Regions from separate parts of the Homo sapiens genome. Here region 1 is linked to region 2. Evidence: chromatin loops called from intact Hi-C (ENCODE). Cell type or tissue: Calu3. All regions are shown on one strand. Links, peaks and the distances in the headings refer to the core of each region. The heading gives the core; the rest is flanking DNA.

The links. Hi-C counts contacts between places; a loop is a spot of excess contacts. Peaks named below come from ENCODE experiments on the same cell type or tissue, not always from the same donor. Only the 100,000 strongest peaks of a DNase experiment are listed, where the experiment ranks them.
Region 1: it touches region 2 in a loop (4-fold over the local background); 4 of 110 quality-filtered maps call a loop at or near these places.

What each region holds. Positions count from the first base shown.
Region 1 is chr10:61,757,458-61,766,128 of GRCh38, forward strand. It overlaps CABCOCO1 (ciliary associated calcium binding coiled-coil 1), which reads left to right. Exons shown (of 8, transcript NM_001366906.2): 6 at 2,602-2,724; 7 at 3,406-3,546; 8 at 8,482-8,671. The coding sequence ends at 8,556. Among named protein-coding and RNA genes, the nearest start is that of CABCOCO1, 99 kb to the left of the region's middle. In Calu3, for the core only: no CTCF peak of the experiment used is centred there; DNase peaks (open chromatin) are centred at 254 and 4,480.
Region 2 is chr10:61,939,662-61,947,661 of GRCh38, forward strand. It overlaps ARID5B (AT-rich interaction domain 5B), which reads left to right. Exons shown (of 10, transcript NM_032199.3): 3 at 522-747. Among named protein-coding and RNA genes, the nearest start is that of ARID5B, 42 kb to the left of the region's middle. RefSeq lists an enhancer at 468-597. In Calu3, for the core only: no CTCF peak of the experiment used is centred there; a DNase peak (open chromatin) is centred at 4,140.

The sequences.
Region 1 (8,671 bases), core at 1-8,000, 180 kb before region 2:
GTTCACTAATAGTATGCAAAACACCCTGAAGAAAAGAAATTCTCACCCCCCAGTTTTTGTGCACCAATTAAATCAAATTAATAGTTATATGGGCTACACTCATAAAAATCAAGGCAAAGAAAAGCTCAACTCTCAGTCAGAACTTCAGGTTCTTGGGAGTTTCACTCCACCAAAGAAATGATGATGTGGAAGCTGGGAAGTTCCAAGTTTCCAAGTGTGTGCCCAGTACACACACACACACAGACACACACACACACACACACACACAGTGCCAAAGACCAGGAAACTGGGTAGTTGGTGAGTCATTCAGATGAGCCTTATAAAGAAATCCAGAGGACAGGGATGTGAGGGAAAGAAATGAGAGAATTGGACACAAATACCTGCTTACATTTAAGTGTATAATGTGATGGGGAAATGGGTACAAGTAGAAAAGGGCCAGTGGTAGAATCTGCTACTACCAGGCTAGAGAGGCAACCTATTGAGAACTTCCACAGGGGGTGAGGGCAAGTGAGCAGGAAGGCCTAGCCTGTGTATGGCCAAGCTTAGCAACAAGACAAATATGGTGACAGTAGACCAGAAAAAATTCTACTGCATTAAAAACAACACTTTTACCTTGCAGATTATCTCAGTGCCTGCAGTAAATTCAGTAGACTCCATTCAATTCCTTTCTCTCTTCTTTTCAACGTCTCACTCATCCCCACCACCCCCACTCCAAACTTCCTGTTCCTTGGTGTATATTAAAGTCTATACCACTAAGTAAATACCTCATCATCTTCCCTTGTCTCTGATTCCCATGTGCAGCTTATTTATTTTACCTATAATGTTTCAGAGGCCGCTAAAATATGTTTAGCTGTCTCCTTTTCCTAGCTTGGTAAAATAAAGAGCAATAGAAGGTAAAGGAAGGATGAAAAACAAGAGTGCTGAAAAAAGGTACAAATCATTTCGTGGGAAGGTGAAATTCTTGTTTGCCCCATTTAGGAAAAATGCAATGGCTCGTGGAAGTGCATAAGAGAAAAGAACTGTTCTGATATGTTTTCTCAATATTCTATTTTGATTAACATTTAGTTGACTTAAGATAAACAATCTGGAATGATGTCACCTAACAGAATAAAAATTAAGTGCTTGATAATAGCAATAATTTCCAAATATGGCAACTTAATGACGTATTACAGTTTACTGAAAACCACAAAGGACAAGAAGTCAGCACACCAGGGTTTAATTCCCAGCCCTGTCAAGAAGTAATTATTTGACCTTAGGCCAATCATTTAACCTCTTGGTTTCCAAATCTTTTTGCCTATAAAGTTAGGACACGTTGGGGCTTCTATATATTTACACTAAGCAACAACTTTGTATAAAATCAAGTTAAAATTAATAATATTAATTCAATGCAAAACACATAAGCATTTGTAAGACCAAAAACAAACCTTAGCTTCCAGCGCATTTCAAAACTTATCTAAATCAAAAACATTAATATTTAAATGATGACATGTAACATATTTATTTGAAATATTGTAGAGACATTAAAAATGAATGCATTATTATTTCATTGGGTTTTTTTTCAGGCTTCACAGGATGATAATTATTTCGTGAATTTATGCATTTTCAAAATTTTGTCTTCAAACTTATGTTTGAAGCTCTAATCTCAGGGCCTGACTTTGTCAGCATACTGTGGGTGGCTTCATCCCTGGGCCACAATAACAAGCTCCTATAAAGCAAAACAATTTACCAGTTTACAATGAGGCATGTAGTAGGCATGAAAACGAGAACCCTCAAGTGGGCACGTCTCTACAGATCAATTGGGATGGGAATTGAAATTAAAATCAAATGTTGCTTATTAAACATGGAATTAGAACAACTAATTAAATGAATCAAATGTTTAATGTTATTAATACCCTCATCTCCCCTTTCCCTCCCCCAAGTCAGAGTGAGATGAGCACTGCCAAAGTTGGCTTCCTTGACTCTCCTTTTCCTTCATTTCCAGTGTTAACCAACCGTCAGCCTCCTTCTGAGTGGCACGCTGTTGCTAAAGAATTGTTAAATACTCATAGTGAAGTCTTGCCTTGCCCTGTGTGTTTTTGACAAATCTCCTTCCTGATCTACTGGCTTCATATATTAATCTTTGCAGCCCTTATTGTCTTCATCACCAAGTTCTTGATGGCCACTTCAGCAGCTACATTCTGCTGAGTAATAGCAGTCCCCATCAGGATGACATTAAGTGTATTAAACACCTAATCCTCTGCCAGAACTAGAGAAGATACACAGAGCATCTAAAACTTGGTTCTCCACCTACAGAGGGCTTGTAGTCAGGAGAAGGGGGATACTGAAGCACAAAACAGTTAAGAACGAGGAGATACTACATGAAATCCTAAACCACAGAGTATCGAAAGGAAATGAGACAGTGGGAAAACAAAGTGTTAATTTTGAGAAATGGAGCTCAAAAAGCACTAGAGGACAAAAAGGGCAATGGCATCAAAAATTCAAAGGAGGTGGCACTTGAAAGATAACAGACTTGGAACTATGGTACATATATAACGGAACTGACCGAAACTGTGGTTGCTCACCAAAGGCTCTGTCATAATTCAACTTTTTTCTTCCCATCAGCAAGTGATAGAGGTTGTCAAGTCTGCATGTGGCCCTTTCCCAAATCCTCTGGAAGAAGGAATCTCATTTGATATTTATTCAACATTCATAGAGCCCCCCACAATATTGGATACGGAAATGAAGGTATATTTCTTTTTGTCTTTCCATTCACCCTACCTCATCATTATATTCTCTTGGGGTGGGAGGAAACGAACTAAATGTTTTCTTCATTTTCTTTGCCTCTGATTTTTCCCAACCAAATACAAATATTTCTCTAAGTGTTGATTCAAAGATGAGTCCGCTGATGGTAGTTCAGCAATTTTAATCTTTTCCACCCTACCCTTCCTAATCTCCACCTTCACTTTCCCCTGGGCACCACATTGGTACCATGAGTTGATCTGTCATAACCCTCATGAACAGGAATATAAATACAGAGTAACATCATATCAAAATCTCCCCCCAGATTGACATTGTTTCTGCTAGAAAAGTATCCAATAGAAATTTGAGGTTCCAATGAGAACACATGGACACAGGGAGGAGAACAACACACATCTGGGCCATTTGGAGGGTGGGCAAGGAAGGGAAGGGAGAACATCAGGACAAATAGCTAATGCATGCGGGCCTTAAAACCTAGATGACAGGTTGATAGGTGCAGAAAACCACCATGGCACACGTATACCTATGTAACAAACCTACACACTTTGCACTTGTATCCTGGAACTTAAAGTAAAATAAAATATATTTAAAACAAGAAGTTTTAGGTTCCATATAAATCACCGAATGCTCTAGAAATCACCCGAGTGCTATTTACTTTCAATATTCTAGAGGTTGGATCAAGAACAAGGCCCTGAGGAGTCTCAGCCAGAAACTGACACCTCAGACATGGATCCTTTAGTTGGTTTTACCATTGAAGATGTAAAATCAGTGCTGGATCAAGTCACAGATGACATTTTAATCGGCATTCAGGTACTCAGTATTGATAGTATGCTCACTTACTTTATTACTGGTTAATTAGCCAACCTTAACTTTAATGTCTATAAACACTCCCCACACTGCCAGCATGAGCGATGCTTATGACGAAGTTCAATTTAACAGCTTCACATAATTCTCAGTTGAGTCATCAGAGATTCAGTAAGATCACAAAATAGATTTTCCAACAGCATCTAGTGTGGTGCATGTTATCAGTTAAAAAAATCAACAACAAAACCCAAAAAATAACATGGTAAAGGCTTCATATCTTGTCAAACTGTAAATGTTGCTTATGCAAAAGGAATTGGAATGCATTTCTGAATGGTAAACACTGAAGATCAAACCTTAATCCTCAGCTAAGTCTTCTCACCAAATTTCTAACAGGCTTTCAGATCTTTGAACTGCCTCTCAGACAGTTTGTTCCTTTTGACCTATCAGTAATGGCTAAGCAGTTTACACCAATAATTACATGAACATGGTGATGGCAGCAGCCGTATGAATAGCAGCTGCCAATGATTTATTAACTGGCTTAGGTTTATGCTTAATTCTTTCTCATCTCATTCTGTTCAAAAAACAAACAGCCATTTCTACCTCAACTCAAAGACTTACAGGAATTCACATAATTTTTCAGGCCAAATGATTAAATAAGTAAAATGTATATTTTGAGTACATTTGCAATTTATTTAGAAATGGCTATAAATCAGGAGGGCAACCTAGTGCATATTTAAAATATTAATGCATCTCAGGAGAAGATTTAGTTGTCATCTGAACATGAGACCATATATTAAAAGCCCACTGTATTAACAACTAATTTAAAAAGAGCAAAAGATTAGCTTGGCATAAGCATACCTTGTTACTTGTTTAATCATCAAATGTTATTGCACTATTTACACGAACATTTAATGATTTGGTGCCAACAGACTCAGCCAAAGTCCTCAGCTTAATAAGGGGTGTTTAGTGTTTACCAGAAATAGTGGAAGAACACGTTTTACACAAAGCTTTATTGTTAACAACTCCATGAATGTAATAACTGGTTATTGTGTAGAAGGGCAGAGAGCAGTTGAATTAAGCTGAGTTCAGAACATATCTCCTTTTTAGATCTGATAACATTTCATCTAAATATAGTTTATGTATAATCATGGCTCTGGGCTCCTTTGCAATCCTACAGCTCTGAAATTATTGCCGAGGAACTACCAGACAGTAACTGAATTGTTTGCAGGCCCAAAAAATTGAAAACGTCTTTACCAAAGCTGTGTTCCATGCAGTGAACAGTATGTTTTAACTATTCATTGAAATTATTTTAAATATTACAGTCTGCAGCATTTATACCCCTATTCTATATGATAGCTATGTGTCTGTATGTTATCTTCCCATTGGCCTGAAGCCATCCTGGAAGTTCAATAGCTTGCTCACCTAAATGTAATTAGGCATGGAGAGGATGTGGACCAGAGGACAGGGATGCAGAACCGCTAGGTGCCACAATCATTTCCATAGTAAGTGGATTTGTAGACATCAGCCTGGGCCAAATTACTGCCAATTTTTCAATGAAATAGCATGATGATGTGGATTTATACAATGGCTCAAGATGGCAAACCCCTTTATGTATTTTCTATCAGTAATCCTAGTAAACTCCATGTGAGTTAGGCAGGCACTTCCCCTGATAAATTGAAAAATGGGACACAGAAAGACTTAAGTTATTTGTCCAGAGTTCCCAGGGTTGACAACTGATAAAAGACCCTGAATGGGAGCTGTGACCTGGGTTCTAGTTCTAATTCCAGCGTTATCCACAAAAACCACATAACTTCTAATATCACAACCAGACTACTCTGGATTTTAATACTCCCGTGGTGTGGCACTTTTTCCACGTTTACCCTTGTGTCTTGGTCAAATTCCAAGTTGGGTAATTACTCTCTGCTTACCTAAATTCCTCCTCCTATTTTAGATGTGTAGGTTATTTTCCACTTCTAAAACCTGCCTTCCAGTGTTCCTGGCTCTAAGAACTGCCATATCCCTTTTCAAAGGTAGCTATGTGTCAGTGGTCAGTGTATATATGCTATTTGAACACACCGACCTGCTGTAGGAATATTTAATGAATCACTACTCGTAAGATGTTTTAAATTTTCTCACAGATTTTTTTCTCCTACTTTGTTTAAAAGTCATACTGTTATTACAATTTTTGCAAAAAAAAGGCAGTAAATAATTCATGTTTTAAGTACAGTTGTTTTCAAAATTCCTTTTCTATGTGGTTTCAGGCATATTTTACCTTCTCTAATACAGAAATTTCTGAAAATGTAGTATGAATCCATAAGTTTTTTATGTTAATTCACTTATTTTCCCATTGACTCACTTTATGGTTTTAGAGATTTATTAAGAATGAAGTTATCTTGGCCCTGAGATGTTAATTAAAATTATACTGAATAGAGCAAACATTTTAAGCCTGTATAGTTTAGGTATTTTAATTTTAAAGATACATTCAAAATGAAATTATTTTGGCCCTGAGTTGTGTAATAAAAATTATACCCAAGGGAGCAAACTTAAATATATTTAAAGAATTACATTTCAGAGAAATATGAATGCTAACACTAAATTCTTACATTACATGTTGGCTGTTGGCCCTGTGGAAGCAATAGGGTAATATAATATAAAAACTTTGAGGGAAGTTTGCCATCTTGGGACCCTAGATGTTTTTAGGTCAACTTGAATTTTCCAGGTTAGAAAAGCTGAGCATGAAATCATCTCAAAGAAGTGGTCAATGAGAGACTACTGAACATATTTTTTTTCCTTAAAAAAAAAAAAAAGAACCAGACCCAACCATAGTATTTGCAGGATTGCTTGTCTGTTCAGCAAAGTTCTGAAGAATGACAAGGAAACACGGCTAATGACAGCCTGTTATTGACTAGACGTGGAGCCTTTAGATCCAAACTCTGCTGGTTGTGACTGAACTAAAGTACTAAGCCTAAGGTCTGGAGATCTGAGACATTACTCACCTCTGTCAGTATGCCACTCTCTTAGCTGCCCCTTCATGAACCTTTTCCCAAGGCCTACACTTGTTTTGATAAATTCTGTCTCGGTAAAATACCAGAAAGGCCTCCAAGTGAATGTAAAATCCCTATGTGGTAGTGAAACAGAAACTGGTAGATGATAAGCACATCAATCCTTAGCTGAAAAGAAATGAGATTACTGGTGGGCATAGAGGGACATTAATTGAAAGTGGGAAGAATCGATTGTTTGAGTGGCGCAATTCTTCCCAATCCTTTGAAATTGTGGTAAAATTATTTCAAACCATTTTAATCCCTATGTGGTCCAATATGTTGTATCCCATAAATTTATTTTAATAAGGCAGGAGTAACAGATTTTTAAGTATTTCATGACATCATAACAATGAAAGATAACATTGGTGAAGTATATCACAAAATTGGAAGTTGGAATTATGAATTCAAAAACTAAAGTTTGATATTAACATAATCCTATTCCCCTACTTAATTTTTAAGGTAAGAGCTAAAATCCAGGTGGTGAAATGACTTACCTAAGGTGACGTAGCTGAACTAGTACCTAGATCTTCCCAGTCCAAGATCAGTGCTTCTTTCGACCCTACCTAAAATCATGCATAGATGATGATTTCTTTAGAGTCAGTGCATCCTAAAGGAAGAGTTCCTCTGTGACCTGGAGGACCGCTCCATCCCTCCTTGCCTCCTCCACCCAACCACCAAGAAAGGAAAAGATAAGAAACCAGAGGCCGGAGCTTGATCCCAAGGTTTACTAAAGCTTGAACCAGAAAAGACTGATACTTATGTGAGTTCTGAACCCAGAATTGTTGGCACACATACGATCTTTCCAGAAATATCAAATCTTACTGTGAGGTGAAATCAAATCTCATCAGATAAGGCAGCATGGACATGTCACAACTATCTGTTATAGTTACACTCTTGTAAATAAATATGAAAAATTATATCTGGGCTTAAAACAGTATTTGATTTTTTTAAATGTCTTCTATCTAAATTAAAATAATAAAAGGTTTGCAAAGTACAGTTACCCTGAAGCCCTCAAATAATGTTATAGCTATTAGAAATCCAAACTTTGAATTTATTAACACATATGTGTATAAGCTACTCCTTATACAGCGGTAGACATTTTAAAAATCACCTAAACAACAACAAAAACATCAATTTTGCCACGTCAACCACCACTGCTTTTTCTGTATGTAATTTTATTATCCCTTGTGAAAAAGGGAAGACATTTCCAGGGCTACTAATGTTCAGTTAATGTGAACGTATTTATGGAATTGTGCAGGTAGCAATGTGAGTCCACAGAAGATCGCTGCCAGAGGCAAAATGCTATCACCACCTCGGCAATCACAAAACCTGAGAGCAATTGCTTACTTTTTTTACCAAAAATATATCAGAAAGTGGCATCATTCCAAGAGTTCTAATGTATGATGAATACTCTTAATTATGGGAGTTGTTCTAATTGTAAGGTTATTTGTGTTGTTATTTCACAACAGAAGCTTCCTGGGATCTCATTTAGAATGTATTACACGGGAGACACAGACATCCATTGCAGATGGTGGAGGGACCCACAGCACTGCAATAACTGAGCCCAAAGCAGTTATTCTGATTCAGTGCTTATTGGTAAAGTCTGTCTGAAAATACAGATAAATTATCCTATCTTCCAACACAAGGCTTTGTGAAAAATGGCTGTCCAAATACCACTTCCTGTTCATAGCAGACATGCTATACATTGGAAATGTGCAGAGAAATATGATAAAGTGTTATCACATCACTACAGGCTGAAACACAGCTATGTCTGCAAAACAGGAAGGTGTGTGAGGGATAATATCTGTCTTTAGGCACTATAGTATGTCAAAACCACAAAGACAATGTGCAGCAAAAGATAGCTCCATCATAACCACGTTTTTTATGATTGTCTTCACAGACCGAGATAAACGAAAAACTGCAAATACAGGAAGAGGCCTTTAATGCACGAATAGAAAAATTGAAAAAGGCCTAAGGACTTGGTACAAGGAGAGTGATGCTAAACTTCACAGAAACAAACAAAACCAGCCAGAATAACAGACTCTCTGGAGCGTCGTGTCTCCATCACTTAGTTGTGAAAGGAAAACCAA
Region 2 (8,000 bases), core at 1-8,000:
TAATTTTTAGGACAAAAGTTAAATTCAATATTTGTGTATAAGCCAAGGGAAAATGTACCATAAACATAGGAATTTGGGGGTGAGTCAGAGTTCCAAGAATCCTAGATTTACTTAGACCATTTATGTAGAGACAGGCTCACCATTAGTCATCTAGCTTTCACTTTTTACATTTGCAATTAATTACACCTAAAAACTAGCTTTCACCCAAGTGGTCAGCTAGGTAGAGTGTGAACTTGGGCAACCAACATTAAAAATGGCTTATTAGAATTACTGTCCTATTTTTGGATACTTTCTAATTGTATAACAAACATAAAAATTATTCCTTAACTAAACAACTAGCAGTGAAAAACCATTGAAATGAAGTGAGTTACTAAAGATTCTGTGTCACCAGAATGCACACAGTCTCCTTGCATTAGGTTAAACCACTCACATGGCATTTCAGATGGGCCTTGTGGAGAGTGGATCATTTCCCTCAAACCTATAAATAACGTTTTTTGTTCTTCCCCAACCACCTCTTGTAGGATGAAGTCATTGCTGTTTCCGAAAAGGTGATTGTGAAGCTTGAAGACCTGGTCAAGTGGGTACATTCTGATTTCTCCAAGTGGAGATGTGGCTTCCACGCTGGACCAGTGAAAACTGAGGCCTTGGGAAGGAATGGACAGAAGGAAGCTCTGCTGAAGTACAGGCAGTCAACCCTAAACAGTGGACTCAACTTCAAAGACGTTCTCAAGGAGAAGGCAGACCTGGGTAAATATGACTTGTAATTTTAAATCTAATGTGTGGGCGTATATAGTAACTTTTCGGTTGAAGATTTTTCTGGAAACACTATCATTTATATATAAATGTATTTCAAATTTCTTTAACCTCAAAGGGTCCTAAGAATATGGATGGAGAGATGACTGGATGGGTAAGGGATGAGTGTTACCTGTTGGATCAAAGGACCTTTTATGTATGGACCCTTGTGCTGGGGTGATACAGTGGTTCTAAACAATTTTCAGTGTGATGTCAAGGCATACAATTTAATTAGAGCACCTAAAATTGAATTAATGAAGAGTTTAAATACTTGCTATAAGTATGTAGTATGACATCTATTAACACCATGTCCCAATTTCATGTTTTACATTGAGTGGAAAACAAACTGAGGAAAAGGGATGAGTTCCTCAATGTGGAGCAAGAGAACAATGTCAAGCCAGGGGATCCACTGGTTGGCAACCAATGGCATAGGTTTGCTTGATCTTTTAGTGTTCAGTGGTACCATCAACTATATATATATATATATATATATATATATATATATATATATATTTTTTTTTTTTTTTTTTTTTTTTTTTTTTTTTTTTGCTTCCCTCTTCCACTGTAAGTTTAAAGGAGAACTTGGGCTTTGGAGTAGTTGTGCTGATTGGTGTTTACATACTAACTCTGCTGCTTCTTAGCTGTATGGCCTTAGGCAAATAATTTAACTTCTAAGCCTCAGTTTCCCCATCTAAAAAATAGGGGAACTTTACAGGGTTATTGTGAGATGTGAGATAGAAGGGGTAGAGCACATTGACTGGCATAAAGGAGGGGCTTCATAATTAGTTCTATTGCTTTTTCTTAACACTTTCTTCTCCAGTGACATTTTGTGTCCTTTCATTGCTTTTTTTTTTTCTTCTGTTTGTATTCCCGTGTCATTCACTGATTTATTCTCCTAGCATTGCCCAAGACGAAAATTGTTGTCCTCTGATTTAGACTAGTTATTTCCTCTTTAGGCAAAGAGGAACTGCACTTTAACATATTAAGGCATCTTTTTCTTTCATTTGCGCACAATGCTGATTTTTGCAGTCCTATTTTACGCCTTAATGTGACAACTTCCTGGTTTTTTTTTTTTTAAACCCAGAACTTAACTATTACAACAAACCTAGGCAATTTATTTTAATTGGCATAAAGAGACTGAATAACACCAGTAACTGACTGTGGCTTTCATGTGACCCTGGTTTGTGATGAGCTGTGCTGTGTTTTGGGAATAGCATTAATATTTTCTTGCAGTTTGAGTTTAACTATCAACGGTTTCCTGGCATCTTTTGGTTGATGTCAGACAGTAACATTTTAGATATGGCAGCCTGATTGTCACCTGCACATTTAGAGACAATTATTAGACTAGTGGTTTTCCTTCTAAAGCCAAAGAGTTTTTTGATAATCTTCCTATATATACTGTTACACCCCCCAGTTTTGTGAACACACAATAACTAGTCTTATGACTTGCGGTAATGCTGAATAATACATCTGTTGTGTTACTTTCCTAATGTATGATCTAAGTTGTATTACCATTGTCTTATGTTTTCCTTAACATTAAAACCTTTCTTTTGTTTGTTTAATTTTGTGTGTGTGTGTTATGGAATATACTGTTACTAATAAAAAATTAAACAGGAAACCCACAGGGGACAAAAGGATGTGTAGATGGTTAAGCTTGATGTCACACATATAAACAAGAGTATTTATAGCAAGGTTTATGTTTAAAATTGTGTTTAAAATGGATAATTTATTAATGAACAGGAAAATAAGTCTAATTTCTTAATTCCACCCAAAGAAATAAAAGGTTGATCCTCTTGGATTCTAAAAAAAAAGAAGGTCCATATTCTACCTTTTTGCAGTTGATTCCAGAAGAAATTGGTTTATAGTGAATATTCACAGTACTTGCAGGTGGTTTGGCCTGGAAAATCTAGATGAGTGGTTTTTAAATTTAGTTGCTTATTAGACTCAAGAAAGAAATTTAAAAAACAATACTGATTACTGAGACCAGCTTTTCTAGATTCTTCATTCAGTAGGAGTAAGGAAAGGCCAATGAATGTGTATTGATAAAAAGGTTCCTGGCCGGGTGCGGTGGCTCACGCCTGTAATCCCAGCACTTTGGGAGGCCGAGGCAGGTGGATCACCTGAGGTCAGGAGTTCAAGACCAGCCTGGCCAACATGGTGAAACCCCATCTCTACTAAAAATAGAAAAATTAGTCACGTGTGGTGGCAGGGGCCTGTAATCTCAGCTACTTGGGAGGCTGAGGCAAGAGAATTGCTGGAACCTGGGAGGCAGAGGTTGCAGTGAGCCGAAATCATCACACCTTTGCACTCCAGCCTGGGCGACAACAGCGAGGCTCTGTCTCAAAAACAAAACAAAACAAAACAAAAAAGGCTTTTAGGTTGAGTCTGATTTTGTTTGTTTGTTTTGGTCTCATTTTGGAGACAGCTTTATGATTAGTGCTGAAGAAGGGAAAATGATCAACAGGAGAGTTGATTGGGAGGCTCTCTCCTGGGGCACAAGAAACACCATGTACTTAAAAAATTTTTAATGTAAAATACCCCTTTAAGGATAGAATTTAGGGCCTTGAAATTCTACTCAGTTGCTATGAACTGTGGGGAATTTGAGACAAATAGCTTTTGTAATTGGAATGCACACTGTGTTGTAATAATGTGGAAAGAGAAACAAAAACTTTCCTTAATGTAATGAGTTTCCATTATCTGCCTAATCTAAGGTTTGTAAGTCTACATTGTCAGGATTTATATTGAGGAGATAGGGGGTGTCATTTTCTGTACACATTCCTGTCCCCACAACTTTCTCTTCAGCCTCTTCTATAACATCAAAATATTTGTTGTCTGTACTTTTCTTTCTCCGCAGTGGTTTTCTTATCTCCTTTTCTGTTGGTCACACTGAAACCACCTCCAATACCACATTGTTAATGGAAATTCACACACTTATTAGGTTTTTCCTTCTGTAGAACCCTTCCAACTCCTCATTGTTCTTACCAAAGAAAGAAGATGAACTGTGAGATTATTTGAGGCCCCCCCCCTTTTTTTCTGGTGGAAGTAAGCAAAGAACGGAAAGATCTCACCTTTCTATGGATAAAGTAAAACTCCAACATGTTATCGTTTTTTAACTGAGTTATTTCATAATGTTGAAACATGAATAATAACAAAATAATTAGATTGGTTCTTAGAGAAGGGATTTTAAAATATAAAAGCTCATTAAAGCACTTTTCTTGCTTAGTGTTTAGGTAGAATAAGTTCGCTTTAATTCCAGTTTGTGTCACTTCCTGTCTCTCTCTGAATAGTAAAAAAAAAAAACAAGAATGTTCTCACAAATGTGTGTCTGCCAACAAATTAATACTCCACAAAGAGAAACTCTGCCCCACATGGCAGCTTCCAATAAATGCTCTGATTCAAATCACAACTCTTTCATTTTTTTTTTATCCCCTTCCCCCTTGAGGGAGCACATTTAGACAATATTTGAGGATGTCATCTTTCTGCTTTTTAAAACTCTCTAGAGTTTTCATTTAAGACTCTTAATGGTTGATGACTAAAACTACAGATCTGGATAGTGGAAAAACTAATAATCTTAAAAAACACTTCTGAAATGTGGTAAAGTGCATTCATTCTCTTCCCTCCTCTTTGTCCTTTTCAAAGAAAGAAAGTTCAATATGAAACCAATGCAAATTATGACTTTACTCAGTGAGATATTTTACCTTCTTTCAGACTGTTTCATACTGAAGTTTATAAAAAAAAAAGAAAAATAACTATGTTAAAATAGGAGGGTTAAGGAATGTATTATTCATAAGCATAATGAACACAAGAACCTGTTTTTCCAGAAGAATTGGGTTGATTAAATCATTCACCACACAAGCCTCTAGTTATTTATTTTTGTCTTTAGAATTACAGTACTTAGCTTTTATAATAAAGTGGACTTGATACCCATATTTGGTATGGCAGTTGAAAGTAGTCAAATGAAGAATTATTTCATTTTACAAAATTTTTAGTAAGTAAGGAATATAAACACTATCAGTTAAACATAGCAAACTTGCATTTTTTTATTCCTTGGGCTATAGTTTGAAAAAAAAATCAAATTATTTTATGTAACACTGATTCTTACAGAGTTCCTTTAAGCGAAGTATGAAAGCTGCAGTGTAAGCTTTATTGGCCTATAAATATGTCATTATAGTTGGACTACATTTATATGCTTTGGATTGTTGTTTAAGCCAAGAAAATATGTCTCTACAGGTTGACTTTTTATTGAAGCCCTTTGAGGCATACAACAGAATGTATTTTAGGCCAAGGTTATTAAAACAGCATTTTCATTTTTTTGCAGCAGACTCATTGTCAATTATGCTGCCACAAACTGTCTGTGGATGGGCAGTTATGAATGGTTTCATCTCCAAATGTGTCTTTAGAAAAAGAAAGAAAAGATAGAGGAGTCTGAGCTGAAACTGAGAAAAAAGACCCAAAGATTATGTGTGGGGGTCTGGCTGAATTTAATGATGGGGGTTCCCTCAGTTCAATTTCTGTTTCTAAATCTGTCCCATCAAATTGAGAAAGAGTAGCTTCCCCCTTTCTTCTGTTGCTGGGACTTTCACTGTACTTTTTGGGAGTCAACAGCATGGTGGGGTTAAAAGAGCAGAGGGTGGGCTGTCAGGAGAATCTTGGCTCTACATGTAGATCTGTCACCACTGGAAAAGTCACTGGAAGACACTGTATGATTTTTTACCTGAGTGCTCTCATGAATTTATTAGGATTTGAAGACATGCCTCTTATTGGAACAATCCTTCCTTCCTTTCTAGACTTAAATTTTATGTGTATATATTTTTTGTTTTTTATTTTTTTCAGTGAAGAGAAATAACTTTTATTAATGAGAGCAATGAATTCTTAATTCTCAGCCACAAAAAAAGATAAAATACAATGAGATTTTCAAATGTAAAATAAAATATCTGTACTCACTTCATTGCTGCAGAGATAAAGTGAAATATTATTATACAGCTCTAAGGTGACATGAAAAGAACACAACTGTTCAACCAAATGGCTCAAAGTAGGTTTAAATTTTATGTGTATATTAAAGAGTCTTTGGAAGGTATTTGTTGTTTATATTTTACTTTGGATTGCTGGTTTCACTCTGCCATTTTCCATAACACTGCAACTTGAGAAGTTTCTTAAATGATATATTGTTTATACATTCAGCTTTGTTTTGTCTAAAATGGGCAATAATATGTACCTGGCTGTTTCTCATTGGATTTTTGAGAAGACCACCTGAGAACAAATTAGTTAATATCTATGGAAACATTTGTGATACTGAAGTCTAAAGTGGTATTATTAGTACATTATTATTATCAGAAGCAGGTTCTGTATGATAGGGAGCCATGTGGTACAAGGTTAGCTTATTTGTCCCTTTTGAATTTCCCTAATCACACACACATTCTAGTAATTTAGAACAGGGTTTACTCTCATTACTGTCTCCCTCGATAGAAAACTATTATAAAAGTCCTTTAGGTTTTTGCTTGTTTATATGTATATATATAAATACATATTATATATGACTATTATTTTAATATATATTTATTTCAAATAATAAATGTATGTAATATATACCATATAACATAAACATTTTATATATTTATATATTAATATATATTTATATTTTATAAACTTTTATCCTCCTGAAAATTCTGTCAAAATAAACTGAGCCATAAGTGGCCAGTTGTATAGGATATCTCAAATACTCTTGGTTAAAAATTAGCTGTAGTTTTTGCTTGGAGATTCTGGAGGCCTCGTATTGCAAATGGTTGTTTCAGATCACTTTTGAGTTTGATATGTCAGGCAGCTTCCTGAGATGTGGACATGGGAAGGATTCTCACTTTTTGTTGAAGAAAACAATATAAATGTCTGTAAGAAGCATGCTAAATGCAGACATCTTGTCATAGAGACTTTTCACTGCTAATGAATTTACTAGGATTGGAAGACATCCTTCTTACTGGGACAATCCTTCCTTCCTTTCTAGATTTAAATTTTGTATGTATATTAAAGAGTCTTTTGAAGGTATTTGTTGCTTGGATTGCTGGCCTAAGTCTACTATTTTTCTTAACACTGCAACTTGAGAAGTTTCTTAAATAATATATTGTTGCACTATACTATTCATGAATATCATGAAGAATCATTACAGAGCAACCTTCTAACTAAAACGAATTTGGGCCAGGCGCAGTGGCTCACACCTGTAATCCCAAAACTTTGGGAGGCCAAGGCGGGTGGATCACAAGGTCAGGAGTTCAAGATCAGCCTGGACAACATAGTGAAGCCCCATCTCTACTAAAAATATAAAAATTATCCGGGCATGGTGGCATGCGCCTGTAGTCCGAGCTACTCAGGAGGCTGAGGCAGGAGAACTGCTTGAACCCAGGAGGAGGAGGTTGTAGTGAGCAGAGATCACATCACTGCACCCCAGCCTGGGCAACAGAGTGAGACTCTGTCTCAAAAAAAAATAATAATAATTTGGCCTTTATAGTATCCTTAAGTTCAACATGGAAACTAATTACATACGAGACTTATCAAAGACTTGTAAAGATACTTTCCAAAGGATTTTCTCTCTGACAATATTGTTGTGTTAACCATGCATTCGTTAAAGAATTTTATCATAGCCCAATTAACATTGGAGGAGATACTCTCCAAGTACCCACATGACTCTTCAAGAGATTGCCTCATGCCGTTATAATGTGACAACCCAAAGGACTTTTGATGGAGTACAAGAATCTGCATCCAAGATATTCAGAGTTTTAGAACAGCTTATTACCAGTATATCTTCTCACTTACTTTCTTTTTTTTTTTTTTTTTTTTTTTTTGAGACAGGGTCTCACTGCATTGCCCAGGCTGGAGTGCAGTGGTGCGATCTTGGCTCACTGTAACGTCTGCTTCCTGGGTTCAAGCAATTCTCCTGCCTCAGCCTCCCAAGTAGCTGGGATTACAGGTGCCCGCCACCATGCCCAGCTAATTTTTGTATTTTTTCAGTAGAGACGGGGTTTCACGATGTTGGCCAGGCTGGTCACAGACTCCTAAACTCAAGTGATCACCCGCCTTGGCCTCCCAAAGTGCTGGGATTACAGGTGTGAGCCACTGTGTCCAACCCAGTATGTTTTCTAAGAAACTAGGAATACATATGGTTATAACACATAGGAATAAGATTATTCATTTCATTTGAAATTTAAATTTTGGCTTGA